Linked DNA regions of Homo sapiens: all the other regions are linked to region 1. A link is a loop called in an ENCODE intact Hi-C map of the cell type or tissue named here. Cell type or tissue: heart right ventricle. All regions are shown on one strand. Region 1 overlaps HSD11B1-AS1 (HSD11B1 antisense RNA 1). Region 2 overlaps LAMB3 (laminin subunit beta 3). Region 3 holds the start of LOC107985256 (a long non-coding RNA gene). Region 4 has its middle 5.7 kb from the start of HSD11B1-AS1. Region 5 overlaps CAMK1G (calcium/calmodulin dependent protein kinase IG). Region 6 overlaps LOC107985256 (a long non-coding RNA gene). Region 7 holds the start of MIR4260 (microRNA 4260).

What was found. A loop is a pair of places that touch in the nucleus more often than their neighbours do. Peaks named below come from ENCODE experiments on the same cell type or tissue, not always from the same donor. Only the 100,000 strongest peaks of a DNase experiment are listed, where the experiment ranks them.
Region 2: it touches region 1 in a loop (3-fold over the local background); 52 of 110 quality-filtered maps call a loop at or near these places.
Region 3: it touches region 1 in a loop (5-fold over the local background); 104 of 110 quality-filtered maps call a loop at or near these places.
Region 4: a loop joins it to region 1, with 4 times the contacts of the local background. A loop is called at or near these places in 71 of 110 quality-filtered maps.
Region 5: a loop joins it to region 1, with 10 times the contacts of the local background. A loop is called at or near these places in 64 of 110 quality-filtered maps.
Region 6: a loop joins it to region 1, with 11 times the contacts of the local background. A loop is called at or near these places in 105 of 110 quality-filtered maps.
Region 7: a loop joins it to region 1, with 3 times the contacts of the local background. A loop is called at or near these places in 46 of 110 quality-filtered maps.

Annotation. Positions count from the first base shown.
Region 1 is chr1:209,690,720-209,694,719 of GRCh38, reverse strand. All of the region lies in intron 1 of HSD11B1-AS1 (HSD11B1 antisense RNA 1), which reads left to right. It also overlaps a transcript of HSD11B1 not described here. Among named protein-coding and RNA genes, the nearest start is that of HSD11B1, 12 kb to the left of the region's middle. In heart right ventricle, CTCF peaks have their summits at 1,428 and 1,634 (motif pointing right); a DNase peak (open chromatin) is centred at 1,639; H3K27ac peaks cover 657 bases.
Region 2 is chr1:209,641,622-209,645,621 of GRCh38, reverse strand. All of the region lies in intron 3 of LAMB3 (laminin subunit beta 3), which reads left to right. Among named protein-coding and RNA genes, the nearest start is that of LAMB3, 8.8 kb to the left of the region's middle. In heart right ventricle, a CTCF peak has its summit at 1,903; DNase peaks (open chromatin) are centred at 1,911, 2,171 and 3,631; H3K27ac peaks cover 4,000 bases.
Region 3 is chr1:209,584,225-209,588,224 of GRCh38, reverse strand. All of the region lies in intron 1 of CAMK1G (calcium/calmodulin dependent protein kinase IG), which reads right to left. LOC107985256 (a long non-coding RNA gene) reads left to right here and starts at 1,860. Exons shown (of 3, transcript XR_001738443.2): 1 at 1,860-2,024. In heart right ventricle, a CTCF peak has its summit at 2,441; a DNase peak (open chromatin) is centred at 2,323; H3K4me3 peaks cover 757 bases; H3K27me3 peaks cover 216 bases.
Region 4 is chr1:209,746,244-209,750,243 of GRCh38, reverse strand. No RefSeq gene overlaps it. Among named protein-coding and RNA genes, the nearest start is that of HSD11B1-AS1, 5.7 kb to the right of the region's middle. RefSeq lists an enhancer at 2,022-2,111. In heart right ventricle, a CTCF peak has its summit at 2,286; a DNase peak (open chromatin) is centred at 2,343; H3K4me3 peaks cover 740 bases; H3K27ac peaks cover 1,925 bases.
Region 5 is chr1:209,600,197-209,604,196 of GRCh38, reverse strand. CAMK1G (calcium/calmodulin dependent protein kinase IG) reads right to left here. Exons shown (of 13, transcript NM_020439.3): 4 at 909-983. Among named protein-coding and RNA genes, the nearest start is that of CAMK1G, 18 kb to the right of the region's middle. In heart right ventricle, CTCF peaks have their summits at 1,749 and 1,954 (motif pointing left); a DNase peak (open chromatin) is centred at 1,943.
Region 6 is chr1:209,574,543-209,578,542 of GRCh38, reverse strand. LOC107985256 (a long non-coding RNA gene) reads left to right here. Exons shown (of 3, transcript XR_001738443.2): 2 at 846-1,086; 3 at 1,204-1,475. Among named protein-coding and RNA genes, the nearest start is that of CAMK1G, 7.2 kb to the left of the region's middle. In heart right ventricle, a CTCF peak has its summit at 1,647 (motif pointing left); a DNase peak (open chromatin) is centred at 1,642.
Region 7 is chr1:209,620,045-209,624,044 of GRCh38, reverse strand. It overlaps LAMB3 (laminin subunit beta 3), which reads left to right. Exons shown (of 23, transcript NM_000228.3): 15 at 45-205; 16 at 320-540; 17 at 866-1,063; 18 at 1,365-1,509. It overlaps MIR4260 (microRNA 4260), which reads left to right and starts at 535; the gene lies at 535-601. In heart right ventricle, no CTCF peak of the experiment used is centred here; no DNase peak of the experiment used is centred here; H3K27ac peaks cover 1,950 bases.

The DNA of each region.
Region 1 (4,000 bases):
CATGAATATCCCAGCACTGTGAAGTTCCCCTTGGGCTCTAATCCATCCAGTTCTTCACACCACAACTGATCAGCACATTTCTCTGCTTCAGAAGATTCAGTGGCTCCTTATTGTCTTTAGGATAAAGTCCAAACTACCTATTACAGCTTTACAAGTTCTTCATTATTTTTGAAATTCTTCCCCAGGAACCTCCCCTTGCCCCAATTCCTTATCATTCAGGTACTGCTCTTCAAAGTCACACCTTCAGGGAATGCTGGGGACCAGAAAAAGTGCTCTCTGAACCCTAGGCATTTCTCTAATCATTGCACTCATCACTTTTTACTCCTAGCCATTCACTGTCTGCCTTTCCCATTAGATAGTTCTGGGAAGGCAGAGACCATTTCCACCTTGCTTGCCCCTGCATCTCCAGAGTTAGTACGGTGCTTGGCACAGGGTAGGTGCTCAGTAAGCATTTTTTGAGTGTGTAATGGATGAACTGATTCTTATACATCCAGATACAGATGTCTGGTAGGTATTTGGAACTCAGAAGAAAGGTCCAGGTTAAAGATATAGAATTGGGAGAATTAAATCATGGAAGTTAATGTTGCAACCATAGGAGTAGATGAAGCCACCAGGGACAGAGTGAAGGCTAAGAGGGAAATCTTACACTCATGTTTGAGGGTTGGGCGGAAGGGGAGGGCCAGCAAAGGAGAACAACGGTGAGCTGGGAGCAGGAGGACAGAGAGCACAGAACCCAAGGGAACAGGTCTCAGTGAGATGGGAGAGGTCAAGGAAGGTGAGAAGTGCCAAGAATACAGGGGGTCTGGCATAAAGGAATCATTGGAGATCTTTGCCTGAGAGTTCCAGAGGAGCTAAAGTGGAAATGCTGTGAGTTGAAGAGTGAAGTACCTGAGGGAATGCAATGTTTACTGGTCCACAATTTTGAGGCACTTGAGAAGCATGGAGATCTGAAAGAGGGTTTTGATTTGGGGGATAGAAATGAGTTAAACTTTCATTCAAATGCTCAAATGCATTGAGCATTTGTGCCAGACAGTGTGCTGGGCTGAGCATCCTTTCTGTTTGTGGGAAAGATCCAGTAGAATCTAAAAACAAGATCACTGGAAGGATATGATTTATGGAGTCATACTCCAGATGATATGGCACATGGCTCTGGAAAAGGAGACCACTTCTTTTGAGAATCGAGGAAGTAGAGGACGGGTGGATATTGAATCCTTGCCTTCTGCTTCCAAATTCAGTGAGCTTTTTAGTCTAACTTGTTTCCTTCTTTGCATTTTTTGGAAAGCAGCTACATGCAGCTTCCCCATCTATTCATATCTCCTGGGGGAGGGCCAGGAAGAAGAAGGTGGGAACTTAAATTCTCAAATGTCTCCTCTTCCTCAGTATTGACCACAGCATATACCTTTCATTTTCATTTCTGCCTTGTCCTGCTCCCTCCTAATCTTTATATATTCACAAATTTAAGGCAAGAAAGTTTTCCCAGGCTTCACTTTGTATTTTATATCTGATGGGAGGATTCATGAAATTTGAGGGTTTGGCAACAGTCTCAAAAAACTGACCTAATAGGGAACTGAACGAGAATTTCTAGATTTAGGATGCTAAGAATTTTAACATGCTTCTGCCAGCAGAGGGAGCCCCAGGAGTGGGAGAGACAGCTCGGATGGCTACTTAATTTCTGGCAATGCCGTCAGCAGTCCAGAGGGATTTATGGGTTAACTGAAAATAAAAGAGAATGAAGGAGGGAGGGAGAGAGACTTAAATATACAGAAATAGTTACACACACATAAAATACATGTAAACTGATTCCCTTGCTCCTCCTAACACACACTCCTGATTTCCACTCTAGTCCAGTGATTCCCAAACCTCCATGAATCATCTGGGGGAACTAAGGGCAGATCCTTAGACCCCACCAAATCCTGTTGAGTCTGGCTTATTAAGGGTGGGACCTAGGAATCTGGATTTTTTGCAAAGTTCCTGACAAAGATTTTTCTGGCCAAACTTTAGTCAGGCTCCTGAACCTTCTAGGCCCATCTGGGCACTTCCTTGTAAAATCCAGTTTTACAAAGAATCCTGCTAAGTCAATTTAGCAAGAACCGAGCCCCCACCCCCCCCCCCGCCATTTTAATACCCGATTCCTTGATCTCTAATTGGTTTTTTCATTTGCCATCATCCCCCAGGGGGTGCCTGACCACCCTGGCCTGTCTTCAGAAATAATCCTGTTTCCTTTCAGCCAGAACCCTCCTTACCCCAACCTTGATGTTTCCTCTTAGAAATTTTCCATCCACCAGTCACCATCCTGCTCTTTGAGTGTAAATTATCACTCACTTCCCATGGTGTATTTGGAATTGAGTCCAGTTCTTTACTGAGATCTCTTTTCCTCCATTGCAATAGTCCCGATTAAAACCTGTTTTTACCACTTTAACTGCTCTCTAGCTCTGGTTTTCTTTGACAGTCCCCAGGTGATTCTAAAGTAACCTGTAGACATACCGGTCCGAACTTCTACTTTGGGTAATTAGGTAAATACTTTTAACTTTAGCTTGTTAGAGACTTAATGGCTCCAGACATCAACATGCTGACTGGTTGGTAGAATGTATTCCCTGGGAGACTGCTGTGTTATAACTGAGCCATTTCCTTTTTTTTTTTTTTTAAATAAACTAGTTTTTACATTTATTAATATAATACATGAGGAGGGCTTAAAAAGTCACCTAGTACAAAAGGTTTACAACTAGTGACAACAATCCTTGCTCTTTCCTTTCTCAGCCCTGGTCCCACTGACAGGCAAATCGCTTTTAAATCTTAATTTATTTTCCCCTGAAAACCAACTCCACATTTGTAAACGATGTGCTTTTACTGCTATTTGATTTTGCAATTTTGGAAATTACTTATTCATTTCCTGCTAAGGAATACTGGGATTTTGCGTTTTTACAACACACAAACACCCATTCCCTTTTTTCTAGATTCCTAATATTATAATAACACAATTTTAATTAAATCAATAGTGTTTGTATTATTATGATTAATTGTTTACAGCTGAACAATATAGTATACTATGATGCATTTCTTTTCTTCTAGTCTTCATTGAATTCCTGGGAGTTAATAATCACTTCATTTTGATTTGTTTGCTTTCTTAGTTGTACAGGTCCTTCAAACCCTCTGACAAGAGATATAAAATTCAAATAAATAGGTCAAATTAATTGAGTAATCTATGAGCTCCTTTATTTTTTTCTTGGAGACATTTTACTGAAGACTTTAGTCCTCCTGTTCCCTGAATCTGGGGACTTTCCTTTGGGAATGGGAACTCCCGTTTTTCTCTTTCTTGATTTACTTCCTCATGTATGATAAGGAAATGTTTTGAGACCTTGTATGCAGGAGTGATGTTTCACATTTTTAACATCTTTAAGAGGGCATTAATCCATCTGACCCCGGCCAAATAAAGGACAGTGTGACAGTTCTGGTCAGCCCCATCCGCTTGTCCTTGTATTACCTTCTCCTTGATTGTTTTTTGGCCGGGTAAGGATTTCTAGGTAAGTTTTCTCTGAGAATTGGAAGATGTTGCTGTCTTGCCTTTCAGTTTCTAGCTTCCAGTGTTGACACTGAGAGGTCCAACTGCTGTTCAGATTTCTGACCCTTGGTTTGTGAACTATTTTTCTTTCTCCAGGACTTTTGGGGTCCTTTTATTCCTGGGGTTCTAACATTTCCAATAATATTCTTTGATGAGTTTTGTTTTTGTGGTTCATTGTGTTGGGCACCCACTGGGTCCACTGAATATGGAAATTCAAATCTTGTATTTTGGTAAATTTTAGAGAAATTTTTTTGAGTATTTTATTCTCTTTCATTTGCTCTGTGCTTTCTTTTTGGACTTCTTAATAGAAGATATTAGAGCTCCTGAGCTGATCTTTTAAGTTTCTTATCTTTCTATGTCTTATTTTTTTAATCTCTTTCCATTTCATCCTATTTTCTGGGAGATTTCCTCAATTTTATCTTCCAATGCTTAAGTTTAATT
Region 2 (4,000 bases), 49 kb after region 1:
GCCTCAGCTTCCTGAGTAGCTGGGATTACAGGCATATGCCACCATGCCCAGTTGATTTTTGTATTTTTAGTAGAGACAGGGTTTCACCATGTTGGCCAGGCTGGTCTCGAACTCCTGACCTCAAGCGATCTGCCCGCCTTGGCCTCCCAAAGTGCTGGATTACAGGTGTGAGCCACTCCCCCCGGCCCAAAATATCTGCTTTTTTGTTTCCCAGAAGCCCTAAGCAGGTCTAAAGCTTCCAGAGCTCTACCTTGGGAGTTTACTGTTTTGGATGAAGCATTACTGAGTTCCTTGTTTAAAACACAGATAGCCTTGAGAAAAGCACCATATCAATCTATGACCTGCCATTCATCCCTCAGCAAGACTATGTTTATCAGAAACTTAGATGTGACTTTTGCAAAGGGACCCACGAGACCCAAAATGAGTCTTGTTTTGAGGGGATAGAAGAAAATGGAAAGGGACATTGTAGGGAAAAATTGCTATCAGAGAGAAGCAAAACTTGGGTTGGTGGAATGTGAGATTCTTGGGTCCTAATTGTTATGGGCTAAGGGGTAGGCCTTGTGAGGTTAAAAGCAGAGAGGAGAAATGTGAAATGGGAAGGCCCGAAGACAAACCTGGATGGCCTCACAACTTTGCTAGCCTGGCTTCTCACTCCATTGCTTCTGGGGTCCAGGCCCACAGAAGCCTCTGGGAACTGTCTTGCAGACCTACCTTGCTTCTTTTCCTGGCCATCTACCCCCTGCCTGGGTGCCATATGAGGGTCTGTAGCCATTGCCACTGGCAGGACCTGTAGAGGTCCCCGGCACACTAGCCAACTTTCTGCACTCAGGTCCAGGGGACATCCCTCTTTCTGGAGATGTCTGTGCTGAAGTTGAGGTTGCCTTTCCAGTGGGGTGGAATGAAGCAGAAGAAGGGAGTTTCCTGAAAACCAACTCTGAAATTTTCAGTGATTGCCAAGTGACTGCTATGCTCCTTGAATCAGAACAGCACCAGTATGCTGGGGAGGAAAGAAAAAAAAAAAAGAACAGCACAGGTAGTTTTGGAGTCAGACAGGTGGGACAAGAATCTGTGCTTCATCCCTTGCTAACTTTATGGGCTTGGACACATTTCTTAACTTATCACTTTCCTAATCTGCAAAATGGGGATACCTACCATTTGTAAATGTAGTATAGCTACCTCAGAGATTTTTGAAGGATGGAATAAGATAATATATGTACACTGCTGAGGACTGAGGCTGGTGCAGTGTAATTTTTGAGTGTGTAGCATATATCATCTCTATAATCAGCTTCAGAGAGTGATTTCTGAATTTAGTTAGGATGGAAATAACAGCTGTACTGAGTTAAGGCTTTGGTCAAAATTTCACTTCGTGATAAGGAAAAACACAAAGTTGAAAGTATCTCACATACGGCTGTCCTCCCACCCAGCGCCTGCACTAGGTGCTGCCTTTTGATCTTCATTGCCAATATGCATTGACATAGAAATGCTGAGGCTTTTGAACTGCGGTGGGTTCTAATGGAGGCCTGACTGACCATAGGCCTCAAGGATCTCCTTCTCCCTGTCCATATTGCTGGAAAAAGTGTTTCTCCAGGATAGCATCTGGGGAATGTCTTGTTTTTCTCTTGCTTTCTTTGTCTACTTGCTGAGAGTACCTTTAACTTCTGGGCTGATGTGCTAGAGCAGGGAAGAACTCTAAGAGCATGTTAGAACAAGATGGAACTTTATTATCTCATTCAACCCTTGTATTTCACCAATAGGAATGTGGAAGTGGAGGAAATGTATTTTCTTGAAGGCAGCTAGATTTTTTTTTTTTTTTTGCTTTTGGCCCTGGCTGGTGGCCATGACCCGATCGTAGCTTCTTAGATGAACTCAGACAGCCCTCTGGCTTCCTCATGGGAGGGAGCTGGGCCATGCATAATCAGAGCCTGTTTTCCTATTCTCCCCCAGAATTAGCTCTGTGTTTTACAAAGGCTCAGAGTTTTTAGTTGTGTGTGCCCTCCTTTTCCACCCATCTCCACCATGATTCAGGCCCCTGCTGGCTCTTGCCCTCTTGCTCCTTTGCCCTCCCCTGGCTCTCTGGGAGGGTTCATCTTCCAGCCAGACTGCTGAGCTTCTAGAAAGCTCTAGGATAAGGGAGAAGGCCTAGCCTTTCCAGCTGGAGAGCAAGTAGGAGCCAAACTGGCTGGAGGCCTGACAGGCTGAATTGATAATAGTACTGTGTCTCTGAGGTAATGCAGCCAGGAGAATGCCAGCCAAATGACCCCAGAGAGGGAGGCAGCTGCAGCAGAGAGCTGCCATCACTGGGAGAGATGGGGGCATATCACATATGAGAGATTCTCACACTGAGAATCACACATGCACACGACGCTTACAAATGTGTGCACCCTACATATAAGCATACAAGAATAAAGCAGAAAGGGAAACTGAGACCCAGAGGGGAAGGATAAATTAGCAGCTTGTCTTCATGTGGGCTTCTGCCATAAACTACTCTATTTCAGGCTTCTGTCCTGCTAGCTCGTTGACAGGCAGAGCTACTTAAAATACCTGTCTTGCCTGTTGGCTTAGCCTGTCTCTGAGGATTGAGGTAAATTCCTCCTTCGGCTATGTTACTGTGATAAGCAGCATGCAGTTTGTAAGCCTATGATGCCATCTGATCCTGCCATCAGTGCCTGCACACGTGGACAGAAGGAGAAGAAGGCATGGGTGCCCCAGATTATCCCCATGAAGACTGAGGGAGGAGCAGGGCAATAAACCCTGGCCATTTTTAGTTGGTTTTGTTTTATGATACTATTTGCTCTCCTGAATATAAAAGTTAATATGTATCCAAGGTATAAAAATTTAAACAAGCTGGGTGCAAGTGGCTCACACCTGTAATCTCAGCACTTTGGGAGGCTGGGGTGGGTGGATCATTTGAGGTCAGGAGTTCGAGACCAGCCTGGCCAACATGGTGAAATCCCGTCTCTACTAAAAATACAAAAATTAGCTGGGCATAGTGGCATGTGCCTGTAATCCTAGCTACTCGGGAGGCCGAGGCGGGAGAATCGCTTGAGCCTGGGAGGCAGAGGGTTGCAGTGAGCAGAGATCGCGGCACTGCACTCCAGAGTCTGGGTGAGAGAGTGAGACCCTATCTCAAAAAACAAACAAACAAACAAACAAAAAAGCTTAAACATAATAAAAAATAACAGAGAAGGAAAAAAAGTTATCTATGATTCCACTACCCAGAGATATCAGGTTGAACTGTATGCAGTTGCCATTTTTGTAGGTCAAAATGGGTGAATATCAGCAATTTCATGTTTTCACTTAATATATTGGTGTATTTCCTTCCAAATACTTTACATTCCTTTAAATGGAAATATATACATATATATATATTCACACACACACATATATTTGAGATTATAATGTATATGCAAGTGTATGCCCAGCTTTTTTTCATAAAACATAATATAATCATTTCTCCATGCAATTAAAATTTTTTCTCTAAACAGTGTTTTTAATAGTTACATAATATCCTGTCGTTTGGGAGTATCAGGGGCATTTCCGCAGTCTCCAGCTCCTTGTCCCATGGCCCAGGGAAAGAAAGAGGCTTGTTTCTGGCACTCTCTTGACCAGGGAAGGGCTGGACCAGCTCCCAGCAGAGCTGGGGAGAAAGCTCTGGTGACAGGCGGCCGGAAGGCAGCTGGCCCTTGTCTCTCCTCAGGACATGTGCTGAGTGCAGACAGAGGACGGGAGTGGAAAAGTTTGTTCCTGAGAGGCTGGGAAGAGTATAAAGAAGGGCATGCTCACTGCCAGGGACCAAAATAGGGGTCTGGAGGGGAGTCAGGCTCTAGCAAGGGCCTTCTCTTGCCCAGAAAGGATTATTTTAAGTGCTCAGGTATTTCAGCCAGCGACAGGTCTCCAGTTTCTGTGGTAACTGAGCTGAGTCAGCTGGAGAAGCCCCGTTTCTTCCCAAAGTGCTCTCTCTGCCTTAGCCTTCCCTGTGATAAGCTTCAAGGTCAGACCA
Region 3 (4,000 bases), 110 kb after region 1:
GAGTAGCACCTCTGCAATCTTAAGCTCACAGATAATGGTTCTCAATTCTACCCATGGGAAGAGCCACCCTCCTTTTGCTGGTGCTGTCACTAGGGGCTTCTGAGCAAGGAGGCATGAATCACTCTGGGGCATAGTGAGCAGGCTCAGAGCCTTCTGGATCATGCCTGGCTCTTTTACTGACCTTAGAGGAATCAGTCTACCCTAAGACTGCTTTATAGTCTCTGCTTCCGGGATTTTCCATTCTTTGGGAGCATGACTCAGAAAAGCCTATGGGCCTTGGGAGGGAGGTTATCAGTTGGATCATCTCTAATAAGAATGTGCTCTCTGCCTCCAGGCTGGGGCACACCGAATCATGGAAATCTATCAGCGCTTGGTTACAAAAGGGTAAAAGGCAAAAGTTGGGAAGTTTTCTTGCTGGGTCACACAATTTTCTAGACTCTGGTCCATATTGGACTTTATATCATCCACTGGGTTAAAAGAATACCAGAAAGAACCCAGACTTGTTCCAGTCTTGGTTTGATATCCCGTAGCTGTGCAGCCCCAGGCAGATCACCATACATCCCTGAGTTTCCATCCTCCTCTCTGGTGAACAGAGGAGATTGGACTAGATTAAAGTTCCCTGAAGTTTGCTTTTCAGTATCTTAGTCCTGGGTGACTCTCTGTGAGTAGGGTGGATTTGCTACCTCCTCTGGCCCCCTTCTTGGAGATTCACAATCCACATTAGCTTATTAAAGGCTCTGAGGACCATTAAAGACACATGCTGTTTAATCTGGCATTTCCCAAATTTCGTAGATAGTGAAATTCTTTCCTTCTGTAACACTAATATTAGTGTGCCGGGGATCTAGGGTTTCTCAGAGCATCCTTTGGAAAATGTAGACTAGGCCATCTCTAATGCTTTGTAATTCTTCATATTTTGCAGGGATAGATGAAATTTCGAGCAGCCCTCTGCCATCAGTCACAGTTTCACCCTCCTTGTGGTGTCATAGGTGAATGGCTGGGCCTGTGTCAGAACTCACTTCCAGTTCACGGGTTGCAACCCAAGTGGCTCATCTGCTTGCCAAAGCTGAGGCTCTGGAACCTAAAGGCTTCAGGAAGCTTCTGGCTGGAGAGAAACTCCAAGGACCACCCACTCCATTTCCCAGCCCTTCTGCCACTGCCATTCTGCATTTCAAAGATCAACTCTGCATGCCAATTTCTGTTCACAAAATGACCCAGAGAGAAGGTTTTTCAATTGTTGCCTGCAGTTTATTTAAGGCGCAAACCTACATTTAAGTTTAACAAAATCTCTCCTGCTGCAGTGACAAGCCATAATTTATGTGTTGCTTATGGTTTACTGTGTGCTTCTTACAGAGGATGTGAAGATCATTCTCTAGGGCTTCATGCGGTAGCTGAGAGGTCAACACACAGGGGCCATTGTAGAGAGCAGGGTATGCTGCTTATTCTTAGTGTGCTGCTAAGTATATTGGGCCTTGGTTTCCTCATCTGCTGAATGTGAATAATGATCCCTGCTCTATTTCTCAGCATTCCTTTGGAGGGCTAATGCTTCAATGGGCACAAAAGCAGTTTGCAACCTCTAAAGTGCCATGCAGTGGGTCCACATTATAGGCACATGAATTAAACACTAAGCACTGGAGAAAGAGAAAGGGAAACCAATAAGGACTTAAACAGGGTGAGCACAGGACAGGAGACAGGAATCTGCTATTTCTTCAGCTGGTTCCAGCTCCCACGTGCCTTTCACAGTGTGAGCATCTCATCTCACTGTGTTTCTAAAGTGTTTAAAGATATATGATTTTTCGTACATCATAGCCTGAATGCAAGCCAACTACTTCATCTGGTACTCAACCAAGAAAACAGGGAACTGTTGCAACAAGAGAGGAAATAATACTTCTGTTGGTTTTTTTCACAGGTGATATGCAGGTCTCCACTGGGGCACTTTTCTAAGGAGTTTTCAAGGTTAACGCTGACTGTGTGTCACACACCGCCTTCAAGCCCAATCCCATGCAAGAGGTGCCTCTTTTGTACAGGTTGGACGCTCATTACTATTAACCTTCCCAGCTAGGCACTCTACTCTGGCTTCCAGAAGGGGAGAGGAAGGATCTTTCCCCTACCAGGGATAGAGTACAAAAGGAAGGACAGGCTGAACTCAGGACGAAGGGCTGTGTCAGGAAGCTCTGAGTTACCAGCCTTTCCTCCAAGGACATGGGTTTGACAATCCTGGATAGTCCGTGCAGTCCCCTGCCTGCTTCAGTTTGCTTTCTTGCTGGCAGCCGCTCCCACTCAGCCCCAACCCCCTCGCCATTGACCGTGGCGGCGCGCCTGCAGTTGTAGCGCCAGGCACGCAGCCTGTTTGCAGACTCAGCCGCTCCCCTCATTCATGCTGCAGCTCATTCACTCGCTGGCGCTGGCAGGCTGCGGCTGGGCGCCGCCACTCGCGCGCACTCGTGTGGCAATTTATTTCTGGCCCTGTGTGCGTGTGTATGGGGGAGAGGGAGCGAGGGAGGCGCTCTCCTCTTAGAGGGGGATGCTTTTTCACTTCCAGGTAGAATCGCTCCCAGGCTTTATAGTATTCGCTGCCCTGGACCACGCACCTGGGTGGGGCACCGCGCTAGGCACTTTGCATGCATTATCTTGTTTAATGCCCCACGGCCACCTTTCCAGGTAACCTCATTTTACAGCTGAGGTACTGATAAGTAGAAATGTTCAGAAAAATCCCCCACATCAAACAGATAGTGAATGATACAACTGAATTGGATTCCAACGCTAGTCTTCTCGTCACTGTACCACATAACCTGTTGCCTCTTTCCTGGTGGCAGTTGCTGGGATGTCACTCATCTCCACCTTCATCCTTATGATGCTGTAATGCAATCCTAACGTCTGACTGATTACCCTGGGAACACATGGCTCGGACAATCTTGAAAGGGCTGAATCCCTAAAGCACTCAGATTTCTCAGCATGGAGGCTGGGGACAGCATGTCTATTGCCCCAAGCCTCTCATGGTTCCAGCTCAAACCATTTCTCACTCTAACCTCAAGCTTCTTTCCCAAAGAGTACTTTCTGAAGAGTGCTCTTAATAAGCATCCACACACACACACACACCAGAGCAATCTGCAGCATCGTGGAAAGTTCACTGAATTTATCAATAGATCTGGGTTCAGTTGCCACCACCATCACCAGCTTTGCAACCCCAGGCAAACCCTTTAACTTCTAAGCTTCAATGGTCTCATCTATACTAAAGGGGAAATAATACATGCCACACCATCTGATGGGATCGTCCTAAAGATGATTAATTATAAACACATTATAAACTGTAAAGTGTGGTCCCCATATCAGGTATTACTAAGCACTCTGTGTTACGGCCTGTTTCAGAGGTGGGTCTCATCTTTGGTTCTGGTTAAGCTTGGGTCAGCAGGAATGACAGGGACCTTGTTCTGTCTTCAGCTTATGATCTGGAAAAGATCATCTTCTTACCTAAGGCGGAATCTGCTTGACTCTCTTGACCCTTCTCAGAGGCTTTCCTCATGATCAATTTATCTGACTCCAGAGCAAGAGGCTGGCCAGACAAGCACTGCAGCCAGACCAGCGTGAGCCCTGGCAGCCATCTCCGGGAGCCTCAGGGTTAATGTTTGTGCGTCAAAGTTACGTGGAGAGAAGGGGCCATGGTGTGGATGGGGGTGGTGGTGGTGGTGAATCCAGACCTCCTTTTAAGATCTTCACTTGAGAGGTAAACTAGGGAAGTTTAAAAACAGAAGGGAGGTAGACGCGCCCCTGGGGAAGGTGAAGGAAGCTGTCTTGTGACTGACAGCGATAGCTCGGCTGCGTTCTGCATCTTAACGCGGCTGAGGATAGGGAGCCTGAAGCCTGTCCACAGACTCCTCCAGGAGGGACTGAGGCTGACTCGTCTTCCTTAGGCTTGCAGAGCCACAGGCTGTTTACAAATCTTTTTGCCATTGGTTCTGCTAATCCTCCCAATAACCCAAAGAGGTCGGCAGAGAGGGCATAC
Region 4 (4,000 bases), 56 kb before region 1:
ATACTATATTATAAATATTTTTTGCTTTTACATTTTTTCCATTTTTTTAGCTTTCACATCGTCATGGTCTTTCATAATATTAGTGTACCACAACGTGTTTAGTAATTTCCTTATCATTAACCAGTAGCCACGTGACCCAGCATTGCTCAGGATAATAATTAGCCACTGGCAAATACAATGCAAATACAACTTAATATACATAATAAAAATTAATATGTTATAATAATTTTCTGTAATTGTAATAATTCAGAGCTGTGATTATGTTTAACTTTGTAACAGGATTACTTTATCTATCACATCTGTCATCTATACTTCAAGACTGTTGCTCACTCTGAAGCTGTCCTGAGTGGCAGCCTGGGGCTAGATGGGCAGGGACACCAGAAGTCAGACTGCCTGGGTGTGAAGCCTGGCTTTGCCCCTTACTATCTGTTTGAGCTTAGAGTGCATGAACACTACGTTTGAGGTCTTTGCATCTCAGTTCCCTCCTCTGTAAAATGGCTATAACCGATAATATCTACTTTACAGAATTGTTATAGGATTACCAGATATAATACTTGTAAAGCATTAAGAAATGTGAGCTATCACTATTAGCAACACCTGCAATTTGGAGCATCTGTCTTGTGATTTATTAATGGTTATGATGAAATGGACTTGCAGATCTGTGGCTGTGTGAAAATGGAGTAGTTTCAGTGAGTCAATGCATTTTGTCTGATCTAAACTTGTAAGTTTTAAAACTCATTTAACTAAGTTTTTTAAAGAATGTGTCTTGCACTGTTCTCCATGGAAGAAAAACATTTGAAGTGGCTCGTAGTGTTTCTCACTGTGTGTCATTTAAATTCCATTTTAAGTTAGACCAAAACAAATGTGTTCTGACTAATAATGAGAATCACAATAGCACCTGTCTCATAGGGCTCTTTTGATGATTTAAATTAGTTAATATTCAGTAGAATAGTTCCTAAATATAGTAAATACTATGGAAGTGTTTGGTAACACAATAAAGTAAAAATAAAAATATTCCAATGTTGCAGTGAAACTCGTTTTAGTTTGCATGATATAATTAGGAATTTTATTCATGTGGAAATTATATAGAGGAATTTAATTTTATTTAATTATATGGAGATTTTTGTCATTTCTAATTTTTAGCTTTTACAGATAATGCTGCCAATGGGTATCTTCATGCATGCATTTATTTGTTTTTCTTCTTTTAAAATACTTTCTTTAGGATAAAACCTTGGAGTGGGTTTGCTGGAGAAGTTTAGTGAAGAAGTAGGTTAGTTCTGAGAGCAAAGATTTCCAGGAAGTGGGTGGGAGGGAATCAAGCTGGGCTTTAGGGCATGGTGGAGATGGCAGGGTCAGTAGAGCTGGAAGGCTCTCTCACCAGCTTGAGAGCTCAGTGCATTGGGTGTCAGCAGGGGGCAAAAACAGCGTGGTGTAGGGCAACAGGCAATGACTGGAATCCAGTGAGCTGACTTTTAGATCCGTCTCCGCCTCTCTGTTGAAATGCAAGGCTGTTTTGCCCCTGTGGGTCTCCGTTTCTTCTAAAGCCTTTCCCAGTATGAGGGTCTATGAGTTCTTTATTTCTTAAACATTAAATACCTTCTAAATGCCTAAAATTGCACTCAGTACTAGAGATGCAACAATGAGTACAATATAGTCAGTATCTTCTCTTAGTTACAGACACACAAGGCAATTTTCAGGTAAATTTAAAAAGTGTGATAAACTCAAGTGATAAACAAATACAGAAAACTGTAGAGGCATGGGATAGAGGTGGGAGCTCACTTGCCCCAGCCTTGAGAGGTGGACCGGGTGGAAGGGAAGGAAGTTTTCCTGGAGGAGGTAATGGTTGGGCCTAACCTTAAAGGAGGCCCAGGAGTTAACCATGCAATGGGGAGAGTGAAGAGCGCTCAGGGCAGAGGAGATGGCATGGCCAACACACAGTGGGATCATCAGGGTGCTTCAGAGGACTGGCAGTTCTTTGTCCTTGGGGAATCAAAAGCAAGGCAGGTGGCCCGAGATGTGGCTGGAGAGGCAGCCAAGGTCGTTGTACATCACTTTAAAGCGTTTGGGTTTTCGACAGACCATTTTACCCAAGAGTGGCTTCGAAAATGTGCCAGCTTCCACTCAAGGCCAATCATCTGTCCTGATTTTCCCATATCTTGACAGCGCTTTCCCCGCGAGGTTCAGAGCACCTTGTTTTTGAGGGTGACCACTAGCTGTCGCTATTGAACAGGTCTAGTTCCCCACGGCTCAATGCCAAACGTAGGCCCCAGCAGCCGGGCGGAGTTACCGGACGCCGGAGTCCAGCCCCGCCTCTAGGTCAGTTCAGGGCCCTAAGCGATGACTCACTGGTAGGCACGCTGGTGTGCAGGTGGTGGCCGCCCTGGGGTAGAACCTGATACGCACTGGGCAAGGAGATTGCGTGAAGCGTGGTACACCACCACATTCAGCCACGGGGTGGCGCTGCCACCCTGACGGCCCAAAGGGAGGCCGGCGAAGAGGCAAAGTCTTTCCTTAGGACAGCCTTGCTCTTTTGTGGTCCACGGTACTGTTCAAGGACGGTGTGAGGGAGCCCCTGACGCACACCACCCCAGCGGTCCCGGGGCAGCGAGTCGCTCAGCAGAGAGATGCTCGAACGCTCTGTCATTGTGTCCCTTGGGCCTCAGCCCCTCATTGTTAAGGGTCTTTTGGGCCAGTCCCCAGTTTCCACCCTCTGATTCCAGGTTATGCGGTGTACCAATGTGTCCTCCCCTAGGGTTGCTGTTTCCTATCATCCTTCCCAGAAAGCCTCCCCAAATCAGCCAGTGCTCATCTGGTACTTTTCCATCTTTTAAAAATTGATTTTTTGATATGCAGTCATGCATAGCATAATGATGTTTTGGTCAATGATGGACCGTATATACGATAGTGGTCCTATAAGATTATAATATTGTATTTTTACTCTACATTTTCTATGCTTAGATATGTTTAGATACACAAATATTTGCCATTGTGTTACAATTGCCTGCAGTATTCAGTATGGTAACATGTTGCACAGGTTTGTAGCCGAGGAGCGGAAGGTATACCATGCAGCCTAGGTGTGTGGTAGGTTCTATCAGCTAGGTATGTGTAAATACACTCTATGATGTTGGAACAATGATGGAGTCAACTGTGATGCATTTCTCCGGTCTTATCCCCGTTGTTAAGCCATGCATGACTGTACATTTACATAGTGAAATAATGGCTACAGTCAAGCAAGTTAACATATTCATCATCTCACATAGTCACCTTTTTTTTTTATTGTGGTAAAAGTACGTAAAATCTACTCTGTTATTTCCAGTATATGATGCAATACTATTAACTATAGTCCTCGTGATGTTTCAGGAGTTAAAGATATGCCATTCTGGCATATTGACTATTTGAGTTAAGGGCACTTAAAAAACAGCAAGTGCAAGAAGATCACTCTGACCTTTGAGCTGTTTCTTAAAAGCAGATGACATTCTCATGGGAAAGACATCCTCCCTGTAGTAGGAAAAAAAAAGGAACAGTCTTATCATCAAGGATGAGAAGCTGAAGCCAAGAGAAATCTGTACAAACAAACCTTGTTAAACTAACCCTTATCTTCCTAGTTGCATCTCTACCCAATTAAATACCCTAGCCCAAGCCACTTGCCTTATCACATTTCACAGTGTGCTATTCTTTGTCAAATTCAGTATACTGAGTTTGTAACTGACTCTAACTGCTTCTTTGGGTCTTTATTTCCTTATGAGGTTCTCCTGTGCCATGCAAAATTTCTATTAAATAAATTTGTTTGCTTGTCTTCTGTTAATCTGTCTTATATCAGTTTAATTCTTGGGCTCAGCCAGGACTCTCTGAGAATGGAGGTGGAGTTTTGCTGCCCCTATATTGTACATTAGATCTCTAGGCTTATTTATTTTACATAACTGAAACTTTGTGCCCTTTGACCGCTGTCTCCCCATCATCCCTGTACCCCAACCACCTTTCTACTCTCTGTTTCTATATA
Region 5 (4,000 bases), 91 kb after region 1:
GCCCCCAGTTAATCAGGTGCTTAGGCCTGAGTTATCTCGTTAAAGTTTCTTAGTAATCAGCCCATCAGCCAAAAACCACGTTGTGTCCAGCCACGCTGAGATTGCAGAGTGGTGTGTGAGTGCGTGTATGTCTGTGCATGTGCAAGTGTGTGTATTTGTGTGTGTGTGTGTACTTTATAAACAGAAGTGTCTTTGAGCCCAATGCTGAGCCCTTATGAACACTGACCAACCTCTACAGCAGTTGCTGTCAGGCAGAGCTGTTGTTTGGATGCAGCAATGACGCAGAGACCTTGCTAATGAAGCACCACTTCTGTCCTACAGATGGACACATACAATCACAGCCTGTCTTTAACTTTGGGTGACTCTGTTTTGGGAAAATCTTTCTTTATATTGAAATATATCTACCTGTGGCTTCTGCTCCTACAGTAATTTTATGCTGGAGTGATGTTAAAACATTTACTATCCAATTTGATTAACATGTATTGGTCCAAAAGGACTGAAGCCACAGTGCCAGAAAAGGGTTCTGGTGACTCCTTGTTAGTCTGGCATTACCCCTTCGGTCGTTTGGTTGCAAGGGGCGAGGAGGGGTGGGGCAGCAGAAGGACATGGATGGGTTGGGGTCGCAGCTATTTGCTGACTGGTAGGAAATATTCTAACCACTGATAGGGTTGTCCTGGTGCAAAGGAGCTTAATAATCAGCCCAGGTTTACCCTGTGGCCCACATAGAACCTGCCCATGACCAGAGGCACACTCAGTCTAAAAGGACCCTTGGCATTTCTGAGCCTCCTGAATGAAGTCTTCATTTTTGTCTTTGAATTGCTGTCCATCCCTCACCAGCGACCAACCTCCTGTAGGCCTCCCAGGCCCCACCAGGCCTCTGTGAAGGAAGCAAGTCACCTTTTACTTACAGCTGCATGACCAGGTAGTAGTGGGTGGTGCTCTCATAGATGTCCTCCAGGGTCACAATGTTTTCATGCTTGATCCTGGGAAAAATAAAGTGCATGATGAAAGGTATGTGGTTCAGGTTGTACAGACAAATAATGCAGACCTAGCCCAAAAGTTTCTGTTGGAGGCTTTTGATGGCAATGTTTAGGAAGACTAGGTCTCTGTGAAGCCTTCATAATAAGTAGACTGTCACAAATTAATCCCAGAGAAAAGATTCCTGTGGAGGTGCTCGGTCCGTGTTTACTGAATGAATAATTGATCATCCTTCCTTCAGGAAACAAACACTTCCTTGTTATGCCAGGAATCTCTTTAAACTTTACTAAAAGAGACAGTTAGAAGAATGGAGGAAGGCTAAGGGAGTACCCAACACTAGGTTATTCTACAAAGTAGGTATTCAGATGTTAGAAATATTGCACTTAAAAAGTACAGGTTGAGTATCCCATATCTAAAATGTTTGAGACTAGAAGAGTTTTTGGAATATTTGCATATACATAATGATATACCTTAGAGATGGGACCCAAGTCTAAACATGAAGTTCATTTATGTCTCATGTGTACCTTATACACATAGCTGGTAGGTAATTTTACATAATATTTAAAAAATAATTTTGTGCATGAAATAAAGCTTTGAATACATTTTGACTGTGACCTGTCACATGAGGTCAGCTGTGGAATTTTCTATTTGTGGCATCCTGTCAATGCTAAAAATGTTTCTGATTTTGGAGCATTTTGGATTTTAGATTAGGAATGCTCAACCTGTATACAATGGGAGGGATTCAGGTGAGCTGAGCCTCCTCATGGATAACCACGGAGGAAGTGTTGAAAAATTAGTGTTCCAAGATATTGCGAGAAGCAAGGTAGATGCTTATTTTTAGGGTTAGTTCTGTGGGATGACTTAGATGGTGATTCTCAACCAGGGACTATTTTGCCTCTCAGGGAACATTTGGCAATATCTTGAGACATGTTTGATTGTCACGACTAGGGCAGGGGAAGGTGCTGCTGGCATCTAGTGGGTAGAGGCGGAAATGCTGCTAAACATCCAACACTGCACAGTACAGCCCCCAGCACCACAAATAATTATCTGTTTCAAAATGTCGACAGCATCATGGTGGAGAAGTCCAGCCCTACATTACCCTTGTTTGGGGTTACTCAGAGACTGAGTCAAGCAGAATAATCATATTAGCAGAGGGGCTCGGCTTGCCAGGCAGCAATGCTGTGCCTGCCTGTAAAGGAGGAAATTCTCTAGGAAGTTTACTCCTGGCTGTGCAGCACAGGGGTTAAGGACTTAGGCTCAGAGTCAGTCAGGCCTGGGTTCAGATCTAGCTCAGGCAATTAGATAACTTCAGCTGGCTTATTCCAGTTTTCAAATCTTTACTTTCCTTGTCTGAAAAGTATGTGTCTCTTATAGAATTGTATCAGGATAAAAGGAGATAATGCATAATGCTTAATACAGTGTCTGGGTAATAGTAAACACATAATCAATAGTAGCTATCTTCTTTACGATATTTTAGAAAATATAGACCTGTGTCAGTTGTCTCTTGATGAATTCAACTATACTCAGAAGCTGGCAATGCTAACATTAATTTATCAATTATTCACTCAATGAACAAACATTTATTGAGCACAAATACTGTTGATACAAGGCAATAATAAGAAAAATGACATGGTCCTTGCTCTCAATTAGTTGAGAGTCTTTCTTTGCCCTAATATCCCTGGATCCTAGACCTGTGTCTCCAGCATGTTATGAAATGCCTTCATGTTGAGATAGGTGGATACTCATATTCAGTATGTTCCAACCAATTTCTTTCTATTTCATCCAAGCCTACATATCCTCTTTGTTCTCCACCCCTAGCAATTATATTGTTGTCCACTTGATTGCTCAATCTCAGGGTCTCTTTTTATGCTTTTGTCCTGTATACTTTCACTAGTCAACCCCAAACCCAATCACTTCTCTCTTTGAAACATCTCTAGTATCTAGTCCTTTTAGGCACATATGATTCTGCCACTACCTTTGCTTGTATTCTCAACCCATGCCTAAATTATTGTGAAAGTCTTATAATTAGCCTCCTGTCCTCTAGGCTGGCACCCTCCAATCCATCCTCCACTGTGCCTGAGAGGGATAGCTCCAACATGTTAATCAGACAATGTGACTCCTCACTTAAAATCCTTTGATGACTTCTTTTTGCCCACAGAATAAAGCCAACATTCCTTATCATGGCATCTAAGATCCTTTGTAATCAGGTCTCATTTCATGATTTTAGTTTCATCACTTGTCTTTTAATACTATATACTCTAAATTCAGGGATTTCCAATACTCACTCTTCCCTAAAAGCCCTTGCACTTTCATGGTTCTACATTAAAGTTTATGCTAGTCTTGGCCTGAATTCCCTTTCTGCATTGCCTTTCTTGCCCCCACAAAGTTTGACTCATCTATCAAGGTCCATCTTCTTTGAAAGTGGTCCAATAACTCATACTCATAAAAACATATGCATAGGCAAAATGAATCTTTATCTCCTCCAAACTCTGCCTTCTGCTAGTGTGACTCACATCCGATTTTGTTGGATTTTCTTATAGGCACCTCTGTATCCAGCATAGGCTCCTGAGGGTAAGGAATTTTGTCTGCCTCATCCTTGTGGTTCTGATCCTGTGTTCATGTGCCTAATACACTTTTGGTACACCATAAGGGTTTCACAAGGGTCTGTGGTAAGAGTCTTGCTGTAAACATATGATGATTTGTAGTGTTGCCTTCATCAAGATGGTTGGGGTGCTGAACCTCCATTTGCTTTGTTATAAATTGAAGCTAATTTCCAAATCTTATGCTGCCTCCTTAATTATTAATTGTTCCTGATGTTGGCCCTCAATTGATTTTTGTTCCTTTGAGCTAATTACTCTCCAGCCTGTGTGCACAAACCAGTTCTGCCACCAGTGGATTTGCTCATCAATTTGTTGCCAAAAAAAAAAAAATCAGCTAGGACAGCTGTCCGACTAAACTTAGCTAATTGACTGAACTGACCCATCAACTCAATCAAAGTGAGCAATGCCTTTGGGTGCAGAAA
Region 6 (4,000 bases), 120 kb after region 1:
CTGCTAATAAAGACGTACCAGAGACTGGGTAATTTATAAAGGAAAGAGTTTAATGGACTGGGGAGGCCTTGCAATCATGGCAGAAGGCAAGGCGGAGCAAGTCCTGTCTTACATGGATGGCAGCAGGCAAACAGAAAGAATTTGTGCAGAGGAACTCCTCTTTATAAAAACATCAGATCTCATGAGACTTATTCACTATCAGGAGAACAGCACGGGAAAGACCCATGATTCAATTACCTTCCACTGGGTCCCTCCCATGACATGTGAGAATTATGGGAGCTACAATTCAAAATGAGATTAGGGTGGGTGACACAGCCCAACCATATCAGGCTTACCATGGGCTGCCCCCATGGACACACAGAATCCTGAAGAATGTACAAAATGGCCCATTGTTTGGTTTGTGTTGCATCTTCCAATTTCTTTAGATGCTGCAGAGAGTTGTGTGTCAGAGGTGGGCCATTCATCCAGGATGTCTGGCTGAGTCCTCATGGCCACTCTGCCTAGGAGGAAGGTATCAACTCTTCCCACCTGGACTTTCTTCTTTTCTCCTGTTTCCCTGGGCCTCTCCATCCTATGTATTCTTTCCCAGATTCTTCAATCCTCCTCCTCAGCCTCTGCCAGTGTTCATCAAGCATTTGGTTATGTCTAACTGTACCTTGGGTGACGTGGGGGTAGCAGGGGATCTTGCAGGTGGAATGTCTACAAGGCATGTAGATTTTCATCTGACCATCCAACCCTCTCTTCATGTGTGTGATTTGTGTCTATGTGCTAAAAGAATCTATCACCTCTACTGCTTTAAATCATATTCCCAAATGACCCCAGCCTGGGTCTATGTCATGTTCCAGGAAGAGTTGATGGAGGACAGGATGAATCTCATCACCCTTGGCTTCTGGTTTCTGGCTATGACCTAGTCACTTCCTATGGGAACCTGCTTCTGATCCTCAGCAGAGACTGGAGGACCTTTCACCTCTGCATCCTTCATTATCCACATGCATTTCTGTATCCAGAGCTGGAGGCATTTGCGATGACTCTCCAAGGTCACCAGGATGTGGCCTGGAAAGGCCAGCAGGAGTGGAGTCAAAGGAAGTGGGTAGTCATAAGTATCCCTTGCCTCATCCAAACTTTTATCAAAGCTACTTACAATGTATCTGATTGAGCGATTCCATTTTAACCTTGTTTTTCTGTTTCTTCCCAACGCTCTAGGGAATACACAAGTAACAAAGGGAGAAATTACAACAGTGAGAATTTCACTAAGGAATCTAGCCCATGTCATCATGTTTACAGACAGCCCTGGATTCAACTTGGGACTGGGGCTTAGGGAACCTGGCACCTTTATTAGCTGGGTAACCTGGGATGAGTCTAACCTTCATGATTTGTCTTCTCATCTGTCAAATTGGGCTAAAGATCTCAGTCTACCCCAGGAGTCTACTGTCAGGGTCAAATAAAACGAAAGAATGTGTATAAAAACATCAAAAGTAATGTCACCTTTGTCCCCTACCCCTAGAATCTCGAGTCTACCTACCTCCAGGTGCTGCTCCTCCCTGCCCCGCTGGGACACGGTGATTTCCCAGCAGGATTGCTCTGTGGGAGATGGGATGACCAGGCTCCCTCACTCCCAAGAATGAGCTGCACTGCCCTCTAGTGACAGTGCCCTGTCTAGCAACAGGCCCAGAGGTGCCTGTGTCCTCCCCGCTGGCTGACTGGTGGGGAGAACGGATTTTTCTTGGTGGCACTGTGTCTGACCAACCCCTCCTTCTGCCTTGCCTCACAATTCTCCATATTTCTTCTGTATAAGTTCCACGTGGTAACCCATTGCACAACCGGAGCATCATATTTCTGATATGGGCAGTAACTGCTGCTCCTTTTCTTTAATATTTTAAGAACCAACACATATTTGCAGGTGTCTCTTGTGGGTAAGGCGATGCGCAGGCAGTGAGCTGTCACTGCTCCCCCACCGCCCATCTCCCTCTTCTGCCTTAAGAGGGAGCTGTCTGCAGCCTCCCTCAGCAAGTCAGCCTTCTGGAGACTTCCCAGGGACAATTACTGGGCCCCTTCCCCACTTGTGGAAAGGACTCAATGGGATCACAGGGATTTCCCGAGAGTCTTTTCTGTCCCCCACAGTGACCATCAAAGAGCAGGCATGGCACAGGCATTCTGGAAAGTTCTTCTGAGTGAATAGATGACCTTTATGAATCCCTTCCTTGGATAGATCCTGACATTCTGTAATATGTGCACACCTTTTTGAGACTCACTGTAGTGCAGAGGCTGAGTCAGACAGTTTTAAAAACGTTTCTGAGCCTCAGTTTCTCAAGCATAAATTGGGTATAAGAAGGTCATAAGTGCTAAATAAGATAATGTATGTGAATTGCTTGGAAAATGACAAGCACTCAGGAAGAGGACGCATTGGGGCTCTGAATCAGTTTGAGACATGGCAGAGACCAATATGGTATGTAATATGGTATGTAAGGTGGCTCCAGAGATCTGGGTGAAGGGAGCAAATGGGGCTTAGGAGGGGACAGTGTTCACACAGAAGGCGAGAGGGTGCATACGCATGCTCACCCATAAGCCAGAGGTCTGGGACGGAGGACTTCCATGTATAGTGAGATCTCAGCTTAAGATCCTGTGATTTAGAGGTTACAGGCACCCTCACCTCTTGGAATAACTGTCTAGAGGAACCCTACTGAGCTCCCGAGCACTCTCATCTCCAAGGAGTCCAATCAATATATGCCCTAGTTAGGGGACTTAGTCAGAAAGAGGGAGGCAAGTGAAAGACAAAATCTTTCCCTTATAATGGGTTTGGGAGGGTGACACCCAGGACTCTTGAACAACTAGAATGCCTAGGGCTTGGGAGCCAGACAGCCTTCTGGGGACACATCCAGCCCCAGCTGGCCCTAGGGAGAGTAGCAACAAGAAAATCCTTCTTCCAGTTGTCCTTTCCCTTTGCATCCCCTGCAGGGAGGTGAACACCTCTCACTCCCACCCTCCTTCTCTCTTCCATTCTTCTAGGCTTTCAGGAGGAGGAGAGTTTCTGAGGGAGCAGCATCATCATCAGCTACATGTTCTCCTCTGCTGTTGTTCCTGAGATGGAATATATAAATAATAGGACTGACAATAAGTAGAAATCAGCAGAAATAATGTACTCCTGAGAAAGGAAACAATTGCTTGATTTAAACACCAGATCTCTTGTCTGAGTGCTTTCAGTGCCATGGTCCACATTTGACCTCCAGAGATGGATTGAAAGAACCTCGCATAGGGGTGGAATGCAGGCACAATGCTTCCAGAGCAAGGTCTGTGGGCTGAGGACAATGGCCTGGCTCCTTCTCTGTGCAGTGAATTGGAAACGAGTCACAATAGCCACTCCAGATCCAAGGCTGGTTCCTTCTGCTCCATGTTAAGAGACAAGTCCTCAGCATGAGGACAGAAAGCAGGCTGGCATTGCCAGTCCTTGTTATGGATTGTATTGATCTTAGCTTTCAGCATTTCTACCTCCCCACAATAGGTGGAGGGAAGCAGAAAGAATGGTCTGCCCAGGTTTTCCAAAACCTTGGGAAAAACAACCAGCCTAAAGGATTGCAAAGAGACAAAGAATTATATTCTTGTGAAGGTGGCAAGGCCAGGTGATGTGGTGATGCCAGAAAATTATTGATTGATTTTGAGGTCCAGAGGACCCTAAATAGGGATACTGAAATCAGCCCCTTGTTTGGCAGCAAGATGGTGTGAAGGGGAGAGAAGGGAAAGAGGAAGGAGAAACTTCTGTCCTCTCCTGGGTTTGGGCACGAGAAGGCAGATTTCAAAGACAGAAGAAAAGGGCAGCACCAAGGCAGACCCTGTTCCTTTTATAGCCCTAGGAAGCTCTGCAAGTGTCAGCCGATGAAGTAAGCCCAGGCCAGGCATTTTGGACATTTCTTTATAAGGTAAGGTTGATCTTATCATAGCCTGTAACCCAGCTGAAAATGGAAAGATTTAGACACCAGAAGGAGCTCCGTATCTAGAGAGGGTG
Region 7 (4,000 bases), 71 kb after region 1:
AAACTCCCTCCTATATTTTAGTGTAAGCTCCTCTCCCTTCTCAGGCGAACTCTCCAGGGCCTGCAGCTGGATCTGCCCCTGGAGGAGGAGACGTTGTCCCTTCCGAGAGACCTGGAGAGTCTTGACAGAAGCTTCAATGGTCTCCTTACTATGTATCAGAGGAAGAGGGAGCAGTTTGAAAAAATAAGCAGTGCTGATCCTTCAGGTGAGGAGAGGGGCACCCGGATAACCCCGGGCATGGGCACTGCCGTGGTGGGCATGCCACCCCCTCTCCCTCCTGCTCCTCCTCCATCTCCATTCCTCATGCTTCTCGCCACAGGAGCCTTCCGGATGCTGAGCACAGCCTACGAGCAGTCAGCCCAGGCTGCTCAGCAGGTCTCCGACAGCTCGCGCCTTTTGGACCAGCTCAGGGACAGCCGGAGAGAGGCAGAGAGGCTGGTGCGGCAGGCGGGAGGAGGAGGAGGCACCGGCAGCCCCAAGCTTGTGGCCCTGAGGCTGGAGATGTCTTCGTTGCCTGACCTGACACCCACCTTCAACAAGGTGACTTGGGGCATGGAGTCCCACTTCCTGGAGCCCACACCCCAGCTTGTCACACACCAACTGCTGCCACCTGCTTCCTATTAGGGCAGATCTGCCCCTGTGAGAACCCCACTCCCCCAGCCATCCCGACCCTTGTACTGCTCACTGTGAGCTCAGTGGTTGCCAAGGAAACCAGTTTCTGGTCCTTAGCTCTCATGGAGATGTCTGGCTGTTTCTGGTGCTTGGTTGTCATGGAGATGTCTGGCTGTTGGTTTCCCAGGTGTGGGGTGGGATTGGTTATTGAGGGGCTTTGGGTAGCCTCTTTAACACCGCCATCTGTCCACAGCTCTGTGGCAACTCCAGGCAGATGGCTTGCACCCCAATATCATGCCCTGGTGAGCTATGTCCCCAAGACAATGGCACAGCCTGTGGCTCCCGCTGCAGGGGTGTCCTTCCCAGGGCCGGTGGGGCCTTCTTGATGGCGGGGCAGGTGGCTGAGCAGCTGCGGGGCTTCAATGCCCAGCTCCAGCGGACCAGGCAGATGGTAAGTGCAGCCGAGGCGGGGTGGGCACAGGTAGGAGGAGGCAGACAGGATAGATCCCCCGGGCAAGTCAGAGTTCCCATTTTACACTAAAGTCCAGAGATTTTAGGTGACCTGCTTAAGGTGCCACAGCAAGTGCAAGATAGTTTTTTTTCTCTTTTACTGAACATCCACATGTAAGCTGGGTTGGTTACAAATGCTTCCTAGGTAGGTCTTGGCATAGAGGATGATCCGCAGAATCGTGGGGCTGCTGAGAGGTTCCCTTGGGGCCTTACCCCTTCTGACCTAGAGTGTATGTCAACAGATTAGGGCAGCCGAGGAATCTGCCTCACAGATTCAATCCAGTGCCCAGCGCTTGGAGACCCAGGTGAGCGCCAGCCGCTCCCAGATGGAGGAAGATGTCAGACGCACACGGCTCCTAATCCAGCAGGTCCGGGACTTCCTAACAGGTGAGCCCAGTCTCCACCCCACCTTGGCTGCTGTTCCAGTCCTGCCTGTCCCGCATTCCCATGTTCAGTGCATCAGCCAGCCCTCCCTCCCTAGTCCCAGGCCTGCAACATCCAGGCCTCCACTTCTCCTTGGCACCATGGCCATGACCTTCTCGTTCTCCCGTCTGCCCTCCCCACCCACTCCAATCCCTTGTGACCCATTCTCATTCTCAACACAACAGCTGAAATATCTCTTTTAAAATGCATAAGTCAGATCACATCTCACTCCTGCTTAAAATCCTTCAGTGGCTTCACCTTGTTCTTGGAATGAGCTCTCAACTCCCATCGTGGCTACAGAGCCTGGCCTCTGTCCATCTCTTGGGAGTGACCTTGGGCTCTTCTCTGCTTTGTTCACTGGCTGTCCTTGAACATGTCAGGCTCTTGCCTGCTTCAGGGATGTTTATTTGCTCTTTGTCTGCCTGAAGTCCTCTTTCCAGGGCTGCTGCTTCTTGTCCTCTGGGTCATCTCCCCAGAGAGGTGTTTCCTGACCATCCGATCTGTTTGTCCCCCATCATCTTACTTTCCTTGCACTACTCACCCTCATTCAGTTGTCAACAAGTGGATTGTCACTCCACTAGAATGGGGACTCCAGGAGGGCAAGGATGGTTGTCTGTCTTGTTGACTACTGTGTCACCAGCACCTAACATAAGGCCAGACACAGAAAGACATCTGACATTGGTGGCATGAATAAATGAACCAGACACCCTTCCTCACTGCTCTGGGGAGTGAGGAAGGGCTGTACAATGGAAAGATCCCTAAACAGGACCCGGGAGACTCGTGTGACATTGGGCAGGCTGCTTTTCTCTTTGCCTCATCTTTTGCTTCTATAAATGGGGACGGTAGTATTTCACAAGTTTATTCTGAGGATCAAATAACTGATGTAAAATGTGTTTTGAAAAAGGAAAAGTGCCTCAGGAACAAGAGTTGATATTGTTAGATTTCTGGTTCCTGCCAGGTTATTTGCTTGGCTGGGAGCCCAGTTAATACGAGCCCAGGGCTTGGTGTAATGACAGTGGCTCCTCTTGCTACTATTACAGTGTTTTTGCCCCAGATAGGCCGAAGTCCCCTCCTGAGTGCAGGTGGCAGGTCAGAGAGGGGCAGGAAAGTTCTTCTGAGGTCTCATGACTTGCATAAGGCCTTGAGGCACTCACCTGGGGAAAATATTACCTGGGGATGTAGGGAGATTGTGCCCCACAAACGTGGATGATGGGGGAGGTCAAGGTGTGGGGCTTAGGCTCATGGATAAGGGATTCTTGCCCCTGAGTCAAGTCCAGTGAGGCTGAATGGCCACTCATCCTGCATTAATCTCAGCCAGGGCTCTGGCCTCAGTGGGTGGGAGGTGAGTTGGAATTCTCTCCTGCCGGGTGCAGCTGAGGCTCATGTGAACAGACAGGGAGCTGCCAGGCCCCTTTTGTCCTCTCTCTTATACTTGTATCTCAGGTCAAGTCTTATGATGAGTCCAGGGTCAGAGAGAAAAAGCAGGGCCTGAGAGAGGCCTGGCCCCAGGGGGAAACCCAGGAAAATTTTCTGTAGCGGTGGGCTTGGACTCTGGTCTCCAGAGTCCTGGTGCAGAAGCCACTGAGCGCTGGCTGCTGTCCGATATAGGGTCACAGTGTGGGAGGGAGAGTGGAAAGTCTGTGGAGGGAGGAGGAAACATCGCCTTTCCCAGTTCTTCAAATGGAATTGACAAAATGAATAGTTAAGGCTTATTAAGTTCTAACTGAGTCCAGGCACTGTTCCAAGTGCTTTGCATGTATTACATCATTTATTCCTGACTACATGAACTAAGTACTCTTATTACTTCCACTTTGCACACAAGTAATCTAGGCACAGAGAGGTTAAGCAACTTGCCTAAAGGCATCTAGCTTGGCAGTGGTGCAGGTAGGCTTCAAGCCTAATTGTCTGACTCTGTCATTCACACCCTATTGCTTTACGGCATAGACACACAAATACATACACACATGCGAGTGTGCATACACAAACACACTTTCTCTTGCCTCTTGCCTTTGCGAATGTTTTTCCTCTCTCTGGATCGTCTCCCCTCTCCCACCTCTGCTGACCTGTCTAGCTCCTGCTCATCCTCTAGGAATCTAGGCATCCCACTCTCCAGGCAGCCTCCCTGGACCTATCAGATGGCGCTGGGGGCCCCTTCCATGGCCATCATAGCACCTGTGTTTACTCCGCTCACTCAAAGCTGTACTTCCTTGTTCATGTGCCTGTCTCCCATTAGATTTCCAGCTCCATAAAGGCAGGGACTGAGTTTAATTTGATTTGCAGTCTCAACTCCTCCCATGCTTTTGCTCAAAGCAGTAAATATTTACTGAGCCCATCCTGAGACCCAGAAGGCTCTGCGACTGAATGTCATACCGATTGACCCTGAGGATGCAGCTGAAGTGGTGCAGAGTAAAGGAAGGGCAAGATCTAGGTGGGGATGTGCTCATCCTGGAAGGCT